3 separate regions of the Homo sapiens genome follow, and regions 2 and 3 are each linked to region 1. Evidence: chromatin contacts called from ENCODE Hi-C or POLR2A ChIA-PET data. All regions are on one chromosome and are shown on one strand. The core of a region is the stretch at or near the end of the contact, and the rest is flanking DNA. Distances in the headings are between cores, read along the strand shown.

Region 1 (4,488 bases), core at 554-3,053:
CACTGTGCCTGGCCTAAAAACACAAATTTTTAAAAAAGAGTATATTTAGTTATCTGGTTATAGGTTATAGAAGTATAATTATTAATTTTGTTAGACATTATTTTGTGTGTAGAAAAAGACAAGGACTAGGGCTTTTTATTTTTTAAGGAATATAGTGATTTAGGTAAAGAGAGGTTGGGGGCATTTGGGAGTTGTATGTCTTATTTTGTTTTGTCTCTACAGTATTTTCTTGGAGAAGTCTTTTTTTGTTTTGTTTTTTGAGACGGAGTGTCACAGTGGTACCATCTTGGCTCACTGCTACCCCCACCTTCTGGGTTCAAGCAATTTTCTAGCCTCAGCCTCCCAAGTAGCTGGGACTTCAGGCACATGTCACCATGCCCAGCTAATTTTTGTGTTTTTGGTAGAGATGGGGTTTCACCATGTTGGCCAGACTGGTCTCAAATTTGTGACCTCAAATGATCCACCTGCCTCGGGCTCCCAGATAGCTGGGATTACAGGCATGAGCCACCACTCCCAGCCTTGGAGAATTATATGTTATAGAGTCAGGAGTTTTGTAAAATTATGTTGGCAAGTAGAAATGAATAAATATAATTTTTTTATGTTTGTTATTTTGTCCTATAAATTTTTTTGTTATAAATTAATTGTCTGGTTGTATTTATAAGATTAATGATTGTTTATATAGATAAGAAGGCTTTTTTTTTTTTTTTAAGGAAGATTGGTAATTTTGAGTTGTAGGAGTAAGGAATGAGTATTGGGCCTAGTGTGTATATTTGTCTATTTATTGGAAAATACGTTTTGGATTGTATTTATTTTTTATTTACTGTGATTTGGTTTTTTATATTTAATATAATATTTTAATAAGACTACTATAAGGATAGTATAGGTTGTGTATAATAGTATATATTTAATAGTATTAAAGTGAGTTGTAGATTGGAAAATGTGATAATGACTTAATAAAGTTAGAATATCAATTTGTACATTTTAAGATGAATTGTGTGTTTTTGTATTTACATGTATTAGAGTTTTTTTATGGAAAGTAATTTTGTACTATGCAAGAGACATAGGGGACCCTGTGCTCTATTTTGTTTTGTTGTTAAAGTATCTTTTGGAGAGCTGTATGTTGTCACAGAGTCAGGAGCTTTGTGAAGTTACTTTGTTGGCAAGCAGAAATGAGTAAACATAGCTTTTCATGTTTGTTATTTTGTCTTACACAAAGATGCCATCTCCTTACCTAACCTAAGATGTGACTCTAATAGATAAAATGATAAGGAACATAAACTAAGACAAGAGATCTCTTGGGATGTCTTCAGATCATGAGGGCTAAACATGACTCAGACCGGAAGGTTAGTGTTTACCAAGACCCTTCTTACAGCTGGGGAAAATGAAGGCAAATTAAGTTTAGCCTAAGCTAAAACAGGAGCAACTTGGTTATGGTAAAAAGAGATATTGCCCTATGGGAAGGGCTACTACAAGAATTCTTTCCATACTTAAACTTCAGTAGCAATCTGACAAGTTTTTAAGTGGAGTCTGAATGTAAAACATTCAGAGAGAACCCTTGGTCAGTAGCAGGATAGAGGTTGCAATAAACACAGAGAACTAGTGGCATTTCAAGGAACAGTGAGGAGACAGGTCTGGTTGAAGCAGAAGCTCTTTTGTGAGATCAGTAGAAAATACGCCTGGAGAAAAAGCCTGTTTAAAACTAAACATCTTTTCCAAGGGTAAAACATAAAATCCTTGAAATTAGGCTTTCTAATGGGCAAAGAGATGTCTTCAACCATTTTATGATGAGAAATACATTGGTTCATCCTCAGAGGTCTCTGAACAAAAAGGGGAACACATGTGAAGGTAGTCATGAGGGAGCCTCTGTGAATCATAAGGAGAACTGATTGCAAAACCAGAAGCCAGCAGAAACAAAACAATTCATAAAATTACAGAGGCGGTATTCGGAAGTTCTAAATACTTTTTTTTCCATCTCAGAAATGCTTGGTATCCTAATAATATTTTCTTTGTGATACGTTTTCTATACTCTTAGTAATTTTCCCTGGTCTTGATCTCATCATTAAAGAGGATGAAACCAACACCAGGAAATGTCCATAAGCAGGAAACCACATTTTTATTCCATCACTCATAAAGCATCATTCATAATAATCAGTGTCAGTTTAGCTATAGCAACAGATGCTAACATACACATAGTAAGAGCCTACAAAGGCTCTTTTAAATGTCAGTTTAATTTAAACCTTAACCTCAGATTTTTTCCACAGATACAGTGAGAAACCACAAAGATCCTCCTGTCCTAATGCTCCCTCCATACTCTGCAATAAAAGTTCTTGTTTTGGAAATAGAGAAACCTGTCTGAATCAGCAGTCTTGGCTTGCTGTGTCCTCCATGACCACACCACATGTTCCATACCTTTAGCCTTCATAGGGGCTGGAAAAAACTCTGTCTCCCTTGTCTACCCATTTTCACTGTGGAGTTCGGCTGCACATTTCAGGTGGAAAGGAGGTAGTGTACTAAAATTGCAAAGTATTTCTTTTAATTGGCAATGAATTTAAACAATATTCATTGATTCTTCCACTATGAACAAGCTAGTGTTCCCTGGGGGATAAACAGATGAATAATTGGATAAGCCTTTACTACTCAGGAAGTGTATAGTCTAGAGGAGTGCAGTCCAATAGGAATAGAATATAAACCACAGACACAATGTAAATGTTCTAATGGACACATTAAGTGAAGTAAAAAGAAACATGAAATTAATTTCAAACATATACTTTATTTAACTCAATGTACCCCCAACATTATCATTCTAAATTGTACTTAATATAAAATTATTAATGAAATATTTTATATTCTCTTTTTTTTTCCATACTGTGTTTAAAATCTGGTATGTATTTTACATCTAAAGTACATCTCGATTCAGACTAGCCACAATTCAGGTGCTCAATAGTCACATGTAGCTGGTGGCTACCACATCAGACCCTATAGGTCTCATATGTAGCAGAGAAAAAGACATACAGAGGCTGAGGCGAGCGGATCACTTGAGCACAGGAGTTCAAGACCAGCCTGGGCGACACAGTGAGACCTCTGTCTCTACAAAAAATAAAAAAGTAGCTATGTGGCCTGGTGCAGTGGTTCATGCTTGTAATCCCAGCACTTTGGGAGGCTGAGGCGGGTGGATCACATGAGATCAAGAGTTCAAGACCAGCCTTACCAACATGGTGAAACCCCATCTCTACTAAAAAAATACAAAAATTAGCTGGGCGTGGTGGCAGGCACTTGTAATCCCACTACTCAGGAGGCTGAGGCAGGAGGATTGTTTGAACCCGTGAGGGGGAGGTTACAGTGAGCCGAGACCACGCCATTGCACTCCAGCCTGGGCAACAAGAGCAAAGCTCCTTCTCAAAAAAAAAAAAAAAAAAAAAAAATTAGCTATGCATGTTGGCATACATCTGTAGTCCTAGCTACTCAGGAGGCTGAGGTGGGAGGATTGTTTGAGCGCAGGAGTTCGAGGCTGCACTGAGCTATGATCTTGCCACTACACTCCAGCCTGAGTGACACAGCAAGACCCTGCCTCTAAAAAAAAAAGAAAAGAAAAGAAAAGAAAAGAAAAAGACTTGTTGGAGCCTACTCCCACTCTGTGGAGTGTACTTTTGTTTCAATAAATCTGTGATTTTCTGTCAAAAAAAAAAAACAAAGACAAATGACAGCAATACAAGCTCCATTTGGTTTGGGATGAGGAGGACATTTTCCATGGAAGAGATGGCACTTGAAATTAATGTTCCAAATAATGGTTGTGAGTTGAGCAAGCAGAGACAGAAAAAATGAAGAGTGTAGTTCACAGTGAAGGACCCGTAGAAGCAATAACTTAGGGGAGGAAAATGGCAGGGCGCTGCAGCTCTGTTCAATACATGGAGCTTCTCATTGTGCCTCAGATAATGACAGAACTTCTTAAGGAGGCCTGCGAAGTCCTAGCTAGTTTATTTTCTACTTTGCTGTTCAAACATATTCCCTATTTTCAGGCTCTCTGCTTGAGCCACAGAAGTCTCTGGGCCACCTCCTATAAACTACTCATGTCTTCCCACCCAGGGCTTTACATGTGCAGGGCCCTGCCTGGAACTTATCTGGTTTGGCCCATCATTGTTTCTAGCACCTAGCAGAGGGCTCAGCACATATTCAGTCCTCAAAAAATATATTGAAGTGAATGGATGAGTGATTTGAGAGGCAGGTAGGGAAGAAGATGATGAGAAGGCAGGAAAGGTTGCTTGAGGGCTTGTTGCTGAGGGCCTTGGGTGCCACATTAAGGGTTTGCAATGAATTCAGTGAGCAAACCAGGTCCATGCCTCTAATCTACATCTTAATAGGACTTGCATATTAGATACTGAGCTGCAGCTCAGCCACGTGTGGGATGATTTGGAGTGAAAGGTAGGCAGTGAAGCGCCCTGTTAGGAGCCCTCTGAAGGAGTCCAGAGGAGAATCAATCAGGCCTCCTTA
Region 2 (4,430 bases), core at 1,574-4,073, 530 kb after region 1:
TACACATGTCCTTACCCCCCCTTAAAAAATGCTGACCTAGTTTAAGTTGCCATCCAAAATTTTTCTTATGTAAATCCCTACTACTACACACAACTGAGCCTTTATCACCTCTTAAAGTCCTCCAGGACTTTGCAGATATAGTCCATCTCATAAACTCCTTAGTCTTAGATAACCTAAGGCTCAGAACATCCTACGTCCTAATGAGGGTATCTCCAACTTCTGCTCATTTGTTCATTCAACCACTGGTAACATGTTCAAGGCACTAGAAGCTGTTATCAACCCACATACTTACAGTCCTGTAGAGGCAGAGACTTTGACACAGAAGGATGATACCTTGAGAAGTGTTAGCTCTTTTCCACCTGACTTTCCATTAATGACATGCCATAAACCTCCTCTTGACACCTAGCTCCAGCATGCTTCTTGCGGCTTTCTGAGTGAATCTTGGATAACATTGCTTTGCCCAGGAAGGTAACCTCACAAATAGGCTGTTCCTATTTCCACACATCTCAAATTCATCTAGTATGAAGCTTCAGAAATGACACCTGACATGGCAGATGTTCCTCTAAGCATCCCCATGGATGTCATAAACCCTCACCCCCAACCCTTCAGTCTCTCAGAGGTTCTAACACTTGCTTCATGCTAGTGAACTCAGGCATGTTCTTCATCTCTCTGAACCTCAAGAAGCAAATAACATTTTCCAGTGCACGTGGGAGAGGCAGGGGATGATGAATGAAGCAGCAGGCGCAGAGACCCCCACTGAGTGGCAGAGGTACTGTGAGGCTGCCTTTCTGACAATAACCCAGGTCTAGTGGGACTGGAGCCCCCAACAAAAACCGAGGGCAGATCCTAGAGGAGCACCATTCTTTATCTTCTTCTCAAGATTGGGAGGGACACGCTGTTCACACTAAACTCTGCATCTGGAATTTGGGCCTAGACATGCCACAAAGCCTTCTCCTCTTTCATGGCTCTGCTTCTTTCCAGACCACAGCAGCAATTGTCTCAAGAAACTCTGGCCATCCCTGTTGAGGGACCCAGGCAACAAGGCAAGTTTCTGGTTTTTTGGAGCTTCCAAGCCCTCGCTGAAACCATCTCTACCACCTTAAAAGCTTTAGCTGGCACGCTTAGGAAAGTCTTACGAAGTACATAGAGATTTCTTGGATCATTTTCAATTACTAAAGGAAGGTACCAATTGTTAAAGAAAACAAAAAATTACCCACAATGACTGTGAAGTCTTTTTATTCCCCACTCTAGGTAATTTGTTCTGATTACCACCGTTCCAAAAGACAAGATTACACACCAGTGAAGCAAAGAGATAAAAGGGGGAAATCTGTTCCCTGCTGAGGCCGTATCAGAGCTCAACCCGTGTTTGGAAGCAAAGGCAATTTTTTTTTCAGCCCTAATGAAGCCTTGTTAACTATGAACCCTGGGGCTGAACTGATCTAGTGAGAGGAGTTATTTGGTGGGTGGTGGAGGGGGTTTAACAGCGGATTGGTACATTCAGAGATTATTATCATTCTTATCTTTCTTCTTAAAGCAAAAGAACTTAAATATGTACTAAAAACTGTTCTCACTGGGGTATAGAAAGGAATTGGAAGAACAAAATTGAAGTCCATCATCTCCTTCAGACAGAAATATATATGACCCACATTTGTAAGAGACAGACTACGCCTTGCTTCTTTCTCCCCCCTATGTTGCCAGTTCTCTTTGTCAGCAACTCTCTTGTCCTACTGGGATAACGTTTTAACTGTGGTACATAGGTTAGAAGCACACTATTTGTTTACAAGGGGATAAATGGTTGTTGCAATTACCGTAAAAAGCAGCAAACAAATGACCTTCAGGACTTGCCAGGAAAAGCAGTGGGTCTTTCTATGTGTTGAAACAATCTGGGCTCCACTGATGGTAAACACGAGGCAGAGACATGGATCTGGATGTGTCCTCTGGGGAGGGGGCAGGGATTGACACAGTTACAGAATTTGATCCACCCCATATTCTTCCCTTGGAGTTTAATTTCCATATAACTGAAAACATCTGAAGCAAACAGAGAGAAGCACTGCTGGACAGACCCATATCACAAGAGTAGGCAAAAAAAAAAAAAAAAAAAAGGAGCTCAAACACAACAGCTAGGTGTTTGATGTCATTCAATGATTCAGTTATGACTTAAGCGAGCTTCGGAAGTCGTGCGTCAAATGATAACCTGCATGAGAGAACTCAGTATAGAGCTGGCCTCAAGCACAAGGACATAGTTCTACAACTACAGACCCTAAAAAAAATTCATCATGGAAAAAAAAATAATAGAATTTTTCCCCTGGAGAAGCTTATGTTTAGATATTAGATACGTAAAAGACTGAACTATTTGTATAACCTCTAAGATTCTTTCCAGCTCTACAATTCACTGCATACATAAATGGGAAATGTTTAGGCCCAGGAGGCATACCAATGTGTACAAGTATACTGTTATTCATTTGATTCTTGCCCCGTATGCTTTACAGAGTCTAATTATCTAAATGAGATTTGGTTAAATAAAAATTGATATTTCTGTATGACAAGTATATATTTACATAAAAGGCAATACATATCCCCACAGTTTTCATTAAAATGGAAAAATAAAACGTATTTTAAAAAGTAATTGGAGAAGTTTTAGAAAGCACCTGGTTGAGGATTTCTTTGTTTTACAAATGAGGAATCTCAGGGAATCTTGGAGGTCTGTTCCTTCCAGGCCTCATTCCAGGGAGGGGCAGATTTGGAACTAGAGCCCAGGCCTCCAGGCTCTCACGCCTCTGTGGTCCGTGGTCCGTGGTCCGGGGCTTAGGTTGGCCGGTAGGGGTAGGGTAATAAATCTCATTCGCCAAATGAGGAAACAGCGTCATCTAGTGGAAATTTATCAGCGTATTCTAGACATGCTGTTATCCCTAGCTCTGCTGTCCCTAATTTCCCAAGACAACATTTCTGGACCATTTTCTCTCCCCCATGTTTCCAAAGCCCAAGAATCTCCCAGTGGGGCCCCCTCCTACAACCTCCTCACCCCACAGCATATTTCAGTCTCTTCTCTGCCAAACTTTCCAACATAGCCCCAGGAATCAATCATTTGCCTCAAGGGCCACCGGGGCTGTTGTCCTTTGAGTGTTTTTTGTTTCAAGTTTTCATCAAAATAACCCTGTTAACCACGGCTTCAGGCCTTTACCAAATGGTGTGGCAAATCAATTCCATCATTTATGAAGATCCAGATAGATACTGCTTTTCATTCAGCCACACTGAGATGATCCTTGTTTTTCCCCTGCTACCATCAAGTTAGGACACTTTGGTTGCTTTTGAAATAATTCATCAGGGAATTTCCCAGGACAGTTCTGTGACCAAGCATGTGGACAAGCTTCAGTCAAAACTTAGGAGGTATTAAATAGAAAACAAAACATGTAACAAGTAATTATCCCATATGATAAATGTTCCATTATGAGAAAGCACAAAGGGAAGGGGGAAATTCATTCTGCTGAGGTTAGAAAAAGCTGCATGCAAGAGGAAACACTAGATCTGAGTTTTGAAGGAGATAGATGGGCCTTTGATTTCTAAAGAAATGGGTGTGGTATGCTAGGCAGGGGGAACAGCAGAAGCAAAGGTCAGGAGTCCTGAGAGTACAGCATGTGATAAAGGATCAGGGCCCAAGAAGATGGGTGGGAAGTGATGTGGAAGGCAGTTCAGGACTGGAACAGAAAGATGCTTAGATGCCATCGCAGAAAACTTTTTTTTTTTTTTTTGAGACGGAGTCCCACTCTGTCACCCAGGCAGGAGTGCAATGGTGCGATCTCAGCTCACTGCCACCTCTGCCTCCCAGTTTCAAGCGATTTTCCTGCCTCAGCCTCCTGAGTAGCTGGGATTACAGGCACACACTACCACGCCCAGCTAATTTTTGTATTTTTAGTAGAGATGGAGTTTCACCATGTTGGTCAGACTGGTCTCAAACTCCTGACCTCATGATCCGCCCACCTTGGCCTCCCAAATTGCTGGGATTACAGGTGTGAGCCACCACGCCTGGCCGAAAACTTGGATTTTAGATGCAATTAGACACTATCAAATTATGGGCCACAGCAAAAAAACTGTGTTTGAAGTCTCCAGGTAATAAAGTACTTTATTCATCCCAGCTGTTTTGAAGCTACTTTCTACATAAAATGGTTCCCTTATTTCATGGCTTGTGAAACAGGCTCTGAAAATGAATTATTTGTCAATGCAGGGACAGGAACTCAGATCTGTTGGCTCCCAGTCCATTTCTTCATAGTAAAGAGCTAAGAGCATGAAATGCTTATTAGAATAATTAAAAATTTTTAAATTAGAAAATCTTGTAGGTCTTCCTCTGATTTTTGTTCCTGTATAAATCCTCTAAAAGTATTAAATATATGTAATTGTCTTTTAATCATATCCCCCCATCCAATCCGAGTCTG
Region 3 (4,138 bases), core at 959-3,458, 580 kb after region 1:
ATATTACATTAATATATATACACATTAATAAATACATTATATATTACTATACATTATATATACAGTATATATTAATATACATTAATATATTACATAATTTGAAAAAAGCAACATAAATGGGGAACATAAATTATAAAATATATAGTGTGCTATTCTACATAATGTCTGTGTTTTGAAATTCTTTGTTTAAAAATTTATAATTGTTCAAAAAAATTTTTAAGGCCAGGAATGGTGTCTCATGCCTGCAATCCCAGCCTTCAAGAGGCCTAGGCGGGAAGATAGTCATTTGAGGCCAGAAGTTCCAGAACAGCCTACACAACATGGCAAGACCCCCATCTCTACAAAATAAAATATATATATTAGCTGCGCATCACCAGCCTCCCAGGTAGCTGTAGTAGCTGTAGTCCCAGCTACCTGGGAGGCTGAGGCGGGAGGATCGCTTGAGCCCAGGAAGTCAAGGCTGCAGTGAGCTATGATCCCACCACTGTACTCCAGCCTGGGCAACAGAGTGAGACCCTACCTCAAAAATTTTTAAAAATAAAATTAAAATTTTAAATGAAAAATAAAGATATATAAGGGATCTTGATTGGCACTTATTCCATTTTAAGAAGTTGGGTACTAATTTGCAATTTAACTAGTTTTCCATGATAACTTATTTATGATACTTCTTTCATTCCATAATTTCTCTAACCACTTTTAGAAACTATTAATATTTTCATCAAAGCCCACATTAGGGGCTTATAAGTACCACAACTTTAATAGCTGCTGTTTATTATCTCTATATATTTCTCTCTTCAAACTTTGTTCTTTCAAGTATTACGGGCCAGCTCCTGGGTTCTAGATGCCAAGATTTGGTTATATGATTTTGGTCAAATTTCAGGAGTATATTCAGAGAACTTCAATGAAACCATGTTAGTTGGCCGGGGGTGTGGCTCATGCCTGTAATCCTAGCACTTCGGGAGGCTGAGGCAGGTGGATCACTTGAGGTGAGGAGCTCAAGACCAGCCTGGCCAACATGGTGAAACCCCGTGTCTACTAAAAATGCAAAAATTATGGCCGGGCATGGTGGCTCACGCCTGTAGCCCTAGCACTTTGGAATGCCGAGGTGGGCAGACTGCCTGAGCTCAGGAGTTCGAGACTAGCCTGGGCAACATGGTGAAAACCCGTCTCAACTAAAAATACAAAAAATTAGCCGGGCATGGTGGCACACGCCTCTAGTACCAGCTACTCGTGAGGCTGAGGCATGAGAATCGTTTGAGCCCAGGAGGTGGAGGTTGCAGTGAACCATGATCGTGCCACTGCACTCCAGCCTGGGCAATAGAGTGAGATACTGTTTCAAAAAAAAAATTAGTGGGGCGTGGTGGCACAAGCCTGTAATCCCAGGTACTCAGGAGGCTGAGGCAGGAGAATCACTTGAACCTGGGAGGCAGAGGTTGCAGTAAGCCGAGATTGGACCACTGCATTCCAGCCTGAAAGACAGAGCAAGACTGTCTCAAAAACAACATAAAACAAAAAACAAAAAAAAAGAAGAAAAGAAGGAAAACAAGAAACCACGTTAGTTGTTCTGTCATTTTTAGTTAATTTTTTCATTCTCACCTTATGTTGCTAATTCGACATAAAACTAATTTGAGAAAGGATAAAATAAGCTTCAAGCTATAACTGAAGCTTTATTTGCAAATAGTAAGCCAACATATCCAATAGTTCAGACGCTGTGACAATGTATCAGGATTCTAGGATCACCAGGCTGCCTTCACTTTGCATCTGAAACCCGGAGTGAGTGAACAGCAGCAGGGCCCTCCACTGAGAACACAAACACACCTGTGCTTCCTATTTATAGTCACCTGCTGACTAATAATACCCCCACAATGACTTTCCCGTCAAACTTCTTTACTGTAATGTTTTAACCTATGAAATTCCCACTGTAACATAAATGTGTTTATCCCAATCTGTCTGTAACTGGGTGTAAACTGGGAGGTGCTGGAACCAGTTCGCATCAGCTTGCAAGAGCTGGGTAGCATCTCTTCCCAAAGTATGTTCAATGATGTTACACTTTTGGTTTAAAATCAGCATGGTAAAAATATTTACACCACAGAAAATGGCAAACGCTACAAATCAGGGCTTCCTAGACCCCACCTCCACCAGAGCTGAGCTTTAAACATTGACCGGCACAGCACTGGATACATACATCTGTTATTGCTTAACACAAGAAACTTCATCCACACTCCTTCCTGTTCTAGATTGAGTGCACCTGGTGAAAACCACAAGGATGCTTGTCCATGAAGATTTAAAGGTACAGAGTTCACTTAGAGATTAGCAACGGGGACATATTCTATATCCTCACCCCATAAGGTATGCAGGAGGAGAAATTATGCCAAAGTATGCTAGAATCCATGTAACTGCTTTCAGTGTCCAGGATAAGAAATCAAACATCCTCTGAGCTATGACTGTGTCTTAGTCAGTGTCAGGTTCTAACTGAGGTCTGAGGGGAGTCAGTGGGTGAGTGGTGGGTAGCTGGAAAAACACTCGAGGAATCGTAGACAGTTTCGACATGGCTTTACTCTCCCTCTGGGCACGAGTGAGCCCAGGTGCAAGCTGTATGTACAGCATCAGTAGGGTAATTATACCTTGTACAGACAATAGTGGGTCCGAGCCAAGCACAAGCTCATGTGGGTGATCACCTAATGCGCCTCACATGGTGTGATTACATAATGTGTGGAGTTGTGCTCCTGTGCTCCAAACTTGCTCAGTCATGCTGGACTGGATATCTACCTTGGCCTATTCTTTTTTTTTTTTTTTTTTTTTTTTTTGAGACGGAGTCTCGCTCTGTCGCCCAGGCCGGACTGCGGACTGCAGTGGCGCAATCTCGGCTCACTGCAAGCTCCGCTTCCCGGGTTCACGCCATTCTCCTGCCTCAGCCTCCCGAGTAGCTGGGACTACAGGCGCCCGCCACCGCGCCCGGCTAATTTTTTGTATTTTTAGTAGAGACGGGGTTTCACCTTGTTAGCCAGGATGGTCTCGATCTCCTGACCTCATGATCCACCCGCCTCGGCCTCCCAAAGTGCTGGGATTACAGGCGTGAGCCACCGTGCCCGGCCTTTGGCCTATTCTTGACTGCAGCAAATCCATTTTCCTTACACTCCACCCCCTAGGCTGAGCGAGACATAGGCTTTGGACACACAGGTCTGACATATAGGCCTTACATTCCACCCTGTAGGCCAAGGGAGTTCTAGTGGGAGACATGCCTGCAGGGCAGAACCCTGGATCCAGAGGCCACAGCAGTACTACAGGGAGCAACAACTCCAGGTTATGGCGGGCAACCACCCCAAGGTGACGTTACCCCAATGCTGCTTTATACATTAAGCCAGGTTTTTATTTTCCTACCTTTAGGGGCATTGGGGCAGGCAACAACAGGTTACCTTTTGTCCCCACACGTGGTTGGAGAAGGTCATCCTTCCTCCTTCAGGTCTTTCCCTATGGCTTGGCCCCACATGGAATGGTGACTAACTAGCTACTTCTGTAACTTGCAGGTAGTTAACCACAAGGTTAAGCCTCAATAAACTGCCCAGCTATTGGTGCAGATTACCATAGGTGTCACCACCTTGGTCATCACCATTCACACTGCCCTGAGTTCAGCCCATTAGCTACTTTGTCCATACCCGGTTTCAAACCATATGGTGCCAGTACTAGGTTGGACTGCAACAGCAGTCCAAGCAGCAGTAGCACCTTGGCTAGACCCATGACTAGGGGTGCCTCAGGTCCCATGGCCTTCTCTTGCATTAAGATTACAGATCCCGGCCGGGCGCTGTGGCTCACGCCTGTAATCCCAGCACTTTGGGAGGCCGAGGCGGGCGGATCACGAGGTCAGGAGATCGAGACCATCCTGGCTAACACAGTGAAACCCCGTCTCTACTAAAAAACACAAAAAAATTAGCCGGGCGTGGTGGCGGGCGCCTGTAGTCCCAGCTACGCGGGAGGCTGAGGCAGGAGAATGGCGTGAACCCGGGAGGCGGAGCTTGCAGTGAGCCGAGATCGCGCCACTGCACTCCAGCCTGGGCGACAGAGCGAGACTCCGTCTCAAAAAAAAAAAAGAATACAGATCCTGGCTGGGCGTGGTGGCTCATGCCTGTAATCCCAGCAC

The links. Hi-C counts contacts between places; a loop is a spot of excess contacts on that map. ChIA-PET counts read pairs that join two places held with the same protein, here RNA polymerase II (POLR2A). Pooled maps may share reads with other maps.
Region 2: a loop to region 1 is called in a map of mammary epithelial cell, with 4 times the contacts of the local background. The contact joins two enhancer-like sites. A Hi-C loop is called at or near these places in 4 of 168 maps with a recorded cell type or tissue (A673, IMR-90, endothelial cell of umbilical vein and 1 more) and 4 of 50 pooled maps. POLR2A ChIA-PET finds 5 or more read pairs at or near these places in 3 of 52 experiments (BJ, HCT116 and activated naive CD4-positive, alpha-beta T cell).
Region 3: a loop to region 1 is called in a pooled map, with 6 times the contacts of the local background. The contact joins two enhancer-like sites. A Hi-C loop is called at or near these places in 6 of 37 single-sample maps with no recorded cell type and 5 of 50 pooled maps.

What each region holds. Positions count from the first base shown.
Region 1 is chr6:134,286,753-134,291,240 of GRCh38, forward strand. The region is part of intron 1 of SGK1 (serum/glucocorticoid regulated kinase 1); the gene reads right to left. Among named protein-coding and RNA genes, the nearest start is that of SGK1, 29 kb to the right of the region's middle. Within about 2 kb of position 1,804, at least 8 of the 41 ENCODE cell types and tissues checked have a DNase peak (open chromatin) inside an H3K27ac peak, as active enhancers do; they include IMR-90, where a contact is called at or near this core.
Region 2 is chr6:134,820,253-134,824,682 of GRCh38, forward strand. The region is part of intron 2 of LOC101928277 (a long non-coding RNA gene); the gene reads right to left. Among named protein-coding and RNA genes, the nearest start is that of ALDH8A1, 130 kb to the right of the region's middle. Within about 2 kb of position 2,824, at least 5 of the 41 ENCODE cell types and tissues checked have a DNase peak (open chromatin) inside an H3K27ac peak, as active enhancers do; they include IMR-90, where a contact is called at or near this core.
Region 3 is chr6:134,868,948-134,873,085 of GRCh38, forward strand. The region is part of intron 2 of LOC101928277 (a long non-coding RNA gene); the gene reads right to left. Among named protein-coding and RNA genes, the nearest start is that of ALDH8A1, 79 kb to the right of the region's middle. Within about 2 kb of position 2,209, at least 3 of the 41 ENCODE cell types and tissues checked have a DNase peak (open chromatin) inside an H3K27ac peak, as active enhancers do.